Linked DNA regions of Homo sapiens: region 2 is linked to region 1. The links are chromatin contacts, found by Hi-C or POLR2A ChIA-PET in ENCODE. All regions are on one chromosome and are shown on one strand. Each heading gives the region's core, a stretch centred on a gene start or an enhancer-like site at or near the end of the contact. The rest is flanking DNA. Distances are from core to core; before and after follow the strand shown.

Region 1 (4,150 bases), core at 1,160-3,659:
CAGAAAGTCTAGAGGATAATGCCCACGATCACACAGTGAATCAGTCTGGACTAAATTATTGTGTCTTTGCTTCCCCAGAGTGTAGACTAGTGCTTGGCACACAGTAGGTACTTCAAAATGGTTTGATTTTGGAATAAAGGAATGATGAGCCAGGATTAGAACTCATGTGTTTGACTTCCAGGCAAATTATCTTTTCATCATCTCCCATCCACTTCCAAGGTTTTAAAAAAATGTGATTCAGCTGGTCTTGATTTGTCTTCTGGTGGTATATTCTCAACTCTTCCTGACTCAGCATTTTGCTGAAACATATTTAGAAAGGACCCATGCTGGCAAAGGCAGGCAGATACATGGCCACAAGCCGGCCTCTGTGCTCAAGAGAGCCCCTGCCATCCGTGTCTGGACCTGGGGGACCACAGACACACGAGCCACGAACCAGCGGGACATGAGCAGCAAGATCCTCTCTTGGAGCCCCCTCTGGTGCTTCTCTAAATGTGGATCCATTTTCCACGTTTCAAGGGTGGAGGACTTTGGCCTAGGAAGCCTATATAAATGCTACTGGTTTAAACTTGTCACATGTCGCTGCAGTGGTGGGGAGAGCCATGTAGCTCATTCCTCTCCCCTTCCCTGCCTGATGTTGATTTGCAGAGCACACATCTGGCATTGGAAATTATTTATCTGGCACTGCGAGAGGGTGTGGTTTCTAAAAATATTCACACAGTCGGTCAGCAGAAAGAATGAGAGCAATGTGCTGCTTTGGGCTGCATTCCGTACTCTGGAAGCATGTCTACTAAAATAGACACCAAGCACAGCACTAATTTGCAATTAATAAAAAACGGGCCAAATTCACAGCCCACTCTCTGGGAGAATGGAATGCTGACAATTCCCATAGAAGGCTCCTGTAAAAATGTCTTACAATGAGAAGAGGTCCAGGCACCAGGGTCAGCCGACCTCCTCCAAGAGGGCTGGGAATCTGGTGAGCTCCCAGGGCTCAGAGTAGAGGGGCATAGGGGAAATGGCCTGCTGCCCCTTAAGACAATGGAAGCGCGGCTGCTGTGGATAAGAAAAGAAGCTTTGAATGGCCAGGGCCAAGATGAGATAGAAACCTCTGAAGCTTAATAAGACCAAGTGGGGCAGCTGAGAGTCAGCCTCTGGGCTTTGATGATATGAATGGGAGAGCTCTGTGTTCATGCATGAATTAATCAATTCATGTGTTGTGTGTATATATCCACGCATACCTGCATTCACTCATCCATTCCTGCATTTATTCACTGAGGAATTGAACGTCTTTTCTGGGCAATATTTATTTGATCAGAAATATTCATTAAGGTCCTACTGTGTACTTGACCCTGTGCTGGGGATTTAATAGTGAACTAGATGGCCAAATTTCTGTCTTGGAACTCAGGATCTCGCAGTTGTTAAACTAGCAGTGATAATGAGCCGTGAGGAGGATACAGAAGTCAGTGAAGAAGAGAAGGTACCTGCTCTAGTGAGCTTAAAATTCCAGTTGGAGACACAGCAGTAAACAAATAAACACATAATGTAATTGGCTGGCAGTGAAGAAAATCCATGCAGGATGAGAATGAAGAATAGAGTTGCTCTTTTACCTAGAGTGGTCAGGGAAGGCCCCTGGTATAGGACTTGAATTCCTGTCATCCACCAAGCTCTCTCTGGCTTCTTGACCTTGGCACACATGGTTCACACTGTCTGGAATGCTCTGCTCATTCCTTTTTGCCTGCTCCTTCTTTGGGGTCTCTGCTTGACTGCCTCTTCTTCCAGGAAGCCTTCCCTGATCCTTCTCCCTTGGCAGGGCCAAATGGCCCTGTGTAATGTATTCTGGAAGTGCTGAGCAGGAAGCAGTGGGTCTGTCTGGCTGGATGGACCAGAAAGCTTTCATGGAGGAAGAGGGATTGAATTGGGTTTTGAGGGATGGGTAGGAGTTTGATAGTAAGGAGCATGATGATGGCTTTTCAAGAGGAAGAAACAGCAAGCACAGGAACACAGCATGGAGACTAGAAAAGGAAAGTAATGCTTACTGAGCCCCTGCTAGAAGCTAGAGCCCCATGTCAGACCTTCCACACCTTATTTCATTTGGTCCTCAGAATGTCTCCACCGGGGTGGGTGTGATTACATCATTTTACAGAAGAGGAAGCTCTTGCAGCTAATAAGTGATGGGACTGGCTACAAACCTATGGCTATTTGACTCTAAAGACCAGACACCTGATGAATTCTACTCTCTACTCTTACTATCCAAATTTGCCATACATCTAAGAGCACATCAAATGAGGGCACTGTTTGGTCCATGCTTTGGTCAGCCTTACCTTGTCTGCAGGCAGGCTTGCAGACAGCTATCACTGCGAGAGACTCTCCAAGTGCTAATGGTGGCTGATGGCCAGGCTGAGTCATGGTGGCCAGAGTAGCCATGCGGGGATGCCAGGGCTGTGTGCTGTGAGCTGGCACTGGCTGCTAATTAACATCCATGGGAGCTGCTGCTTGGACGCGCCCTCTTTTAAGAGCCTCCTCACATTGTTCCTGGTGGGAATTTCTTTTCTTTTAAGAGAGGCAGCATGAGCTTAGATCCTCTGAAGACAGAAGCCGACCCCACTCACTTCTGCTCCTTGTTCCACTCCCTGCCTTCACTTCCTGGCAACTCAGGAGTGAGGCTGTCTTGAGTGAAGCCACAGCGATCAACTCCAAGGCCGGAAAGGAGTTATGGAGTGTACCTTCCTGGATGGAATTGCTGTCTTCCCGAAGAGTTACACAGAAAGTGCATTTCCTCGTCAGCCACCTGACAGCAATAACTCCCCTTTATGTAGAACTTTACAGCTAAGGCAGCTGTTCACCGATGTCTCAGGCAAGCCAGTTTACCACCCTGTGCCTCAGTTTTCTTATCTGCAAAATAAGGATAATTTTAGAATTCCACTATCTGCAATCTTCCAGATAGGGTTGTTGTGAGAATTTACTACATCAATATATGTAGCACTCACAGAACCGTGCCTGGCATATAGCAATGCTGCTACTGTTACTTTTATTTTTAGAGACAGGGTCTTGCTCTGTCGCATAGACTGGAGTGCAGTGGCACCATCATAGCTCACAGCAGCCTTAAACTCCTGGCCTCAAGCAGTCCCCCTGCCTTAACCTTGAAAAACACTGGGATTGCAGGCATGAGCCACCACATCTGGCCTATTTTAATTCTTTTCTTGTTTAATCTGGCTTTGATTTTCACAGCACCAAGTGATTGGCGGTATTGCAATTCCATTTTCCAACAAAGGAATCTGAGACTCAGAGAGGTTAAATAAAGTAGTCATAGCTAACATTTACTGAAGGCCTACTGTGTGCTAGGTAGGCATGGTGTAAGCACTTCCATGAATCAGTTTATTTGGTTTGGTACCAGCACTTCCAGGTAGGTGACATTATTATCATCAACCCCACTTTACAGATGAAGAAATGCAGGCTTAGAATGGCTAATGTGCAAGTGCGTATTATACACTGGGGCTCTTGTGAAAATGCAGTTTTAGTGGATCTGGGGCAGGGCCTGAGTGTCTCAGTTTCTGAAATGTTCCGAGGTGATGCTAATGCTGCTGGTCCGTGGGCCAGATTGGAGTGGGGTGGGATTATCTAAAGCGCCTTGGGTTAGATGCTGGTACGAGGCAAGGCTGAGATTTGAACTCAAGTGCTCAAACCCTGAATCCTTTCCTTTTCCCATCCTATGATGCAGCTTCTCACTCTGAACGTGACTGTATTATAAATGAGTGGTAAGATCTCCTGGCTCTTTAATGGGCAGTGGCTTTAATGCTTTTGGTTCCCTGTTTGCCTGGTCTAACAAACGATTGTTAAGTCGGCCAAACCATCAGCCTTACCATAATGGCTGTAATTTATAGCGTCAGCTGGTCCCAGGACTATTCCAGGAGCTTTACATGCGTATTCTCTACTCTTCTTACCTATGTGAGGTGGGTTCTAGTCTGAGTGCCATTTTGCAGATGAGGAACTTGAGTGACTTGGCAGGTCCCACCCATCACCTAGTAACGACAAAGCCATGATTAGCCCCAGGTTCTCCTGGACCCAAAATGTCTGATCTGTGGAGTGCACCACACTTCCTCTTAAACACTGCAGATGACTGTTAGACCATCACTAATTATTATCATTGCCATCA
Region 2 (4,150 bases), core at 448-2,947, 370 kb after region 1:
TTGCTCTTGCGGATTCTCTAGAGCGCCCTCATGTGACGCCCTGTTGTAATAGCATTCAAGACTTTGGAAGGATATAAGGATCTGTTGAAACACTGTATCACCACAATTCAAAGTATCACTTTTCCGGATGAATAACGCCTAGTATTTGATAGCACAAAACGAGGACTGTAGTCAATAATAATTTAATTGTACATTTTTTTAAATGCCCAAATTATTTAAATTTCAGAAAGAGATGGGCCCTTCAGGGAGAGGAAGGCTCGGCTGTCTTAATCTCTGGGAGCCCTGTAGAAGAATGAGAAGACAAACAGCTGACTTTTTTCTAATTTTTAACAGCTACTTGTGGACCAAGGTGACACTTAGGAATCCCAAGAAGCTCCAGCCATAAAGGGAGTCGGTATCCTTCCTCCAATTGTAAACCCCAGCACTCCCACTGAACACACTGGCCATGCCAAAAGTTCACACATCGGCCACGCAAAGAGCTCAAAGAGATCCATTCAGTACCTGGGAAGGCACGATCACTACGGGGAGAATCAGAAACCACGCGATCGCCAGGTGGCCTTCAAAGAAGCCTCCTCCCAGAAGGTCCAGAATCCCATCCAGAGACATTTCTGTCACTCTTCTCAAGCCACCTCATCATCTCTCTCTGCAGTTGAACTGCTGATGTTTCTGAGATTGTGGGTTTGTTCAAAATGAAGCTTGGCAGAATCATAATTTATAGGCTAATATTTTGTAAGTAGAGACAATTCATGACTTAGAATCTTATGAATAAATTGCTCCTGTTTTATTGCTCTGTGTGTGTGTGTGTGTGGGTGTGGGTGTGGGTGTGGGTGTGTGTGCATATAACTTTTCTTTTTCCACGTTTACCTCTTGAGTGGGCCCATTAAACTGAGAAGTACTGCGTGAGGTCTTGAGATAGCACAAGCCTTCGCCACCCCTGTAAAGGTGTGACGTGTGTCTAGGCAAAACCCTGGCAGGTCTCCAGGCGGTCCTTCTGAGTTAGGGCTCTGAACACTCTCTCTTAAAGCCCTGAGCTATGAACACAGCTTTGAACGGGACAGAGAAAGACCAAGTCAGAGGGGGAGCAGCTGTGTCTTTCTCCTCTCTGCTTCATTATAGACAAAATTGACCTCTGGGCCAAGTCTCATTAACTAATTGAAGAGTTCATAGTCACACAGTGTTTCTCAAAACGAGATTCAGAGAACACGAGCATCAGAAACACCTGAAGTGTTTGTTGGAATTGCAGCTACCTGGGCCCCATTTGGTGCCTGTTGAATCAGAATCTGTGGTATAAGAACCTAAGATCTGCATTTCCAATACACTTATAAGTTGAGTGTCAAGCACAGTAAAGTTTGGGCAGCCCGTCCCTTAATCTTTTCACATCCCGTCAGATTACAGATTTATATTTTAACAAAAGCCTTTATTTCCATAAGCCAACAGGGGAACTTCAGATACTGCTGTGGGGCAGCAGGGGAGATGTTGTTAAGCAAAGGGAGAAGGGCTTCCAGCGCCTCTTGATTTTTTCTGCAGAGGTAGCTGCACATGCAGCTGGTCAGAGTTTACCTTCTATGTCCTACCCCTGTGAATGCACCCCAGAGCTGGAGCACGCATTGAGGTCAGGGGGGCGCCTACCTGGAAGGACCTACCTGGAAACTGGATATCCAGTGAGGAGAGGAGAAGGGGCTGTCAGAAAATCAGCTCACCTCTAGACGGCGGCAACTCAGATAAGAGGAGCTTGTACTTCCGGTCTCTCCTCCCTCATCCCTTTCTGGTTGGGAAATTTTGTTCAAGCTACCGCTGTATGCTTCTGTTTTCTCTGAAGAAAATGGAGACTAATATTTATGCCTGCCTCAATAAATACATTTTTATTATAATTAATTTTGAAAGGTCCTGAGATTGGTAGGAAGATCACGTCCTCAGAGGCAGGTGTTGTGAACAGTGGATATGAAGTTGCATGGAAAATCTTCCACATGCTCAGTCCATCCCCAAGGGAAAAGGAATGTCTGGTGGGAAGTGAAGAGCTCTGAGCCCCTGCCTTCTCTGCTGCAGCACCCACCATCTTCCTCTTCTATTCCAGCCATGCGAGGCTTTTTTCTATTCCTTGAACCCAACAAACATTGCTCGTCTTCAGCCAGGATTGGGAAGCACTGCTCAATCCACTGCTGTATATAAATCTAGCTCACGGGTTGGGACTTTTCAGGCAGGGAAAGGCTCATTAGGAAACTGAGGCTGATTTTGGATGTTTCCAGGTCAGGAAGGTTGTATGTGTAGGTTTTCTTCTGCATTGGGCACAGAACATTGGATGGTCATTCTCATTCCCATCTTTGGCAAGGGCTGGGATGAAGTATGTGCTGGTGGTTCCTGAGCTGCCTAGCAGAGACGTGGGCTTGGGGAGGAGGACATTTTCTTTCCAGCAGGTGCTCGAGAGGACTCAAAGAGGTGATGAATGGAGCAAACAGAGCCTGGACTCCATCCAGGTAGACAGGGCTTATACCCAAATCTGTCACTTACTAGTTGTATGATCTTGGTTAAGCCTTAGTTTCCTCCTCTATAAAATGACTCTAAATAGTAACACCTACCTCAGAGTTGTTATGAAGATTAACAGACATAAGGTGTGTAAACCAATTACACTGTGTCTAGTACACATGACTGCCCTGTTCATACTAACTATGGTGATTTGATGTTTGGGAGCCACGCTTTTTAGTCTTTAAGGTCTGTGTAATCTCGCTGTCTTGTTTTATTTTATATTTCCCCATTTATTCTCTATTCTCGCTCCTGTTTCCTCCCATTTCCCTCTCCTGTCTTCCTTCCTGGGATTTCTTATATGTCCTTAGATTATCTCCAAAAAACACAGAACTTGGTTTTGTGTGTATATTAAAGTTTAATATCCTTAAGTAGTAACGTGCTATAAATCGTTTACCACCTTTTGCACTCAACACTAAGATTTTTAGAGGTATCCATATTATGGTTTGCCAGTGGTTCTCAACTTCACTATGAAACAGAATCACTTGGGAGCTTTTGAAAAATTTCAATACCTGGACCTCCATTCCAGTTATTCTGATTTAATTTGTCTAGGGTGCGGGCCAAGCCTCAGGTCATTCTAAAGTGCAGCCAGGATTGAGAAGCACTGCTCAATCCACTGCTGTATATAAATCTAGCTCACAGGTTGGGACTTCTCAGGCAGGGAAAAGCCCGGGGTTCACCTTTTTCTGCCTCACCAAGTCTCTGCAGTAAAATCAGGTGATGACGACCCTAAGGACAGCGTTAAAAGGAAAAAGAAGAGAGGAGAAGGCAACTTGCAGCCTAAGGCATATGTAAGAAAGAGCAGAAATCAGAACTCCTACTCTGCCCTATTTGTCAGAGTCATGTTATTGATTCATCTGTTCGTCCATTTAATCACCCAGGATTTACTGAGCTCCTCAGACATTCTGCTAGGTGCAGGGAATACAGCAGTGAACAGGGTAGACAGTCTCAACACTCAGTGGCTTTCATACCTGTTAAAATAAAGCTTCTCAGGCCTCATGTCGAGAGCTTCTGACCCAGTAGGTACAGGGCTTGGCTCAGGAGTCTACATCTTGAAAAAGTGCAGCAGGTGATACCAATGCCTATGATCCTGGGAATCTTTTGTAGAAAATTGGTCTAGCCAATTTATGAGTCAGGTTGTTTTTAAGCATGCTTGATAAATTTAGCCCATTTCTCCCTTTTAGAATTTTTTTTGAAACAGCAGAACCCCTATTTACTATGTGTCTTCAGCAGCAACTACAGCCTTAGAACTCTCTTCCTCTGACTAGACATTCCTATACATGATACCACCAACAATTAATTCATTGTTGCTGGTGCACCCACATTATACAGTTGCTATAGAGTCATGGTCACATTTAAGCCCTACCAAAACTCTGCGAGGTAGGTCTCATCCTTCATATGAGAAAACTGAGGCTCATGTTGGTTAAGTGATTTTCCCAAGATTATACCTCCAGGAATTAACCACATGTCCCTCTGCTTCAAGACCTGGGCTTCTCGCCACCATATTGCATGAGGCTCCCTAGAAGGCCAGGACAGTCTTCACTCATCCTGTTATCTCTTGGAATACCCAACTACACTAACAGATGGCTATTCCAATCACAATCACTGAACCAGTTATTAGCTGGATGCT

What was found. Hi-C counts contacts between places; a loop is a spot of excess contacts on that map. ChIA-PET counts read pairs that join two places held with the same protein, here RNA polymerase II (POLR2A). Pooled maps may share reads with other maps.
Region 2: a map of endothelial cell of umbilical vein shows a loop between it and region 1 (2.8-fold over the local background). The contact joins the promoter of CASC18 here to the enhancer-like site in region 1. A Hi-C loop is called at or near these places in 5 of 168 maps with a recorded cell type or tissue (Calu3, cardiac septum, chondrocyte and 2 more) and 1 of 50 pooled maps. POLR2A ChIA-PET finds 5 or more read pairs at or near these places in 1 of 52 experiments (AG04449).

The regions. Positions count from the first base shown.
Region 1 is chr12:106,077,115-106,081,264 of GRCh38, reverse strand. All of the region lies in intron 4 of NUAK1 (NUAK family kinase 1), which reads left to right. Among named protein-coding and RNA genes, the nearest start is that of NUAK1, 60 kb to the left of the region's middle. RefSeq lists an enhancer at 1-374. Within about 2 kb of position 2,409, at least 9 of the 41 ENCODE cell types and tissues checked have a DNase peak (open chromatin) inside an H3K27ac peak, as active enhancers do; they include dorsolateral prefrontal cortex and endothelial cell of umbilical vein, where a contact is called at or near this core.
Region 2 is chr12:105,701,750-105,705,899 of GRCh38, reverse strand. CASC18 (cancer susceptibility 18) reads right to left here and starts at 1,697. Exons shown (of 5, transcript NR_110109.1): 1 at 1,644-1,697. It overlaps LOC105369959 (a long non-coding RNA gene), which reads left to right. Exons shown (of 3, transcript XR_945309.3): 3 at 334-784.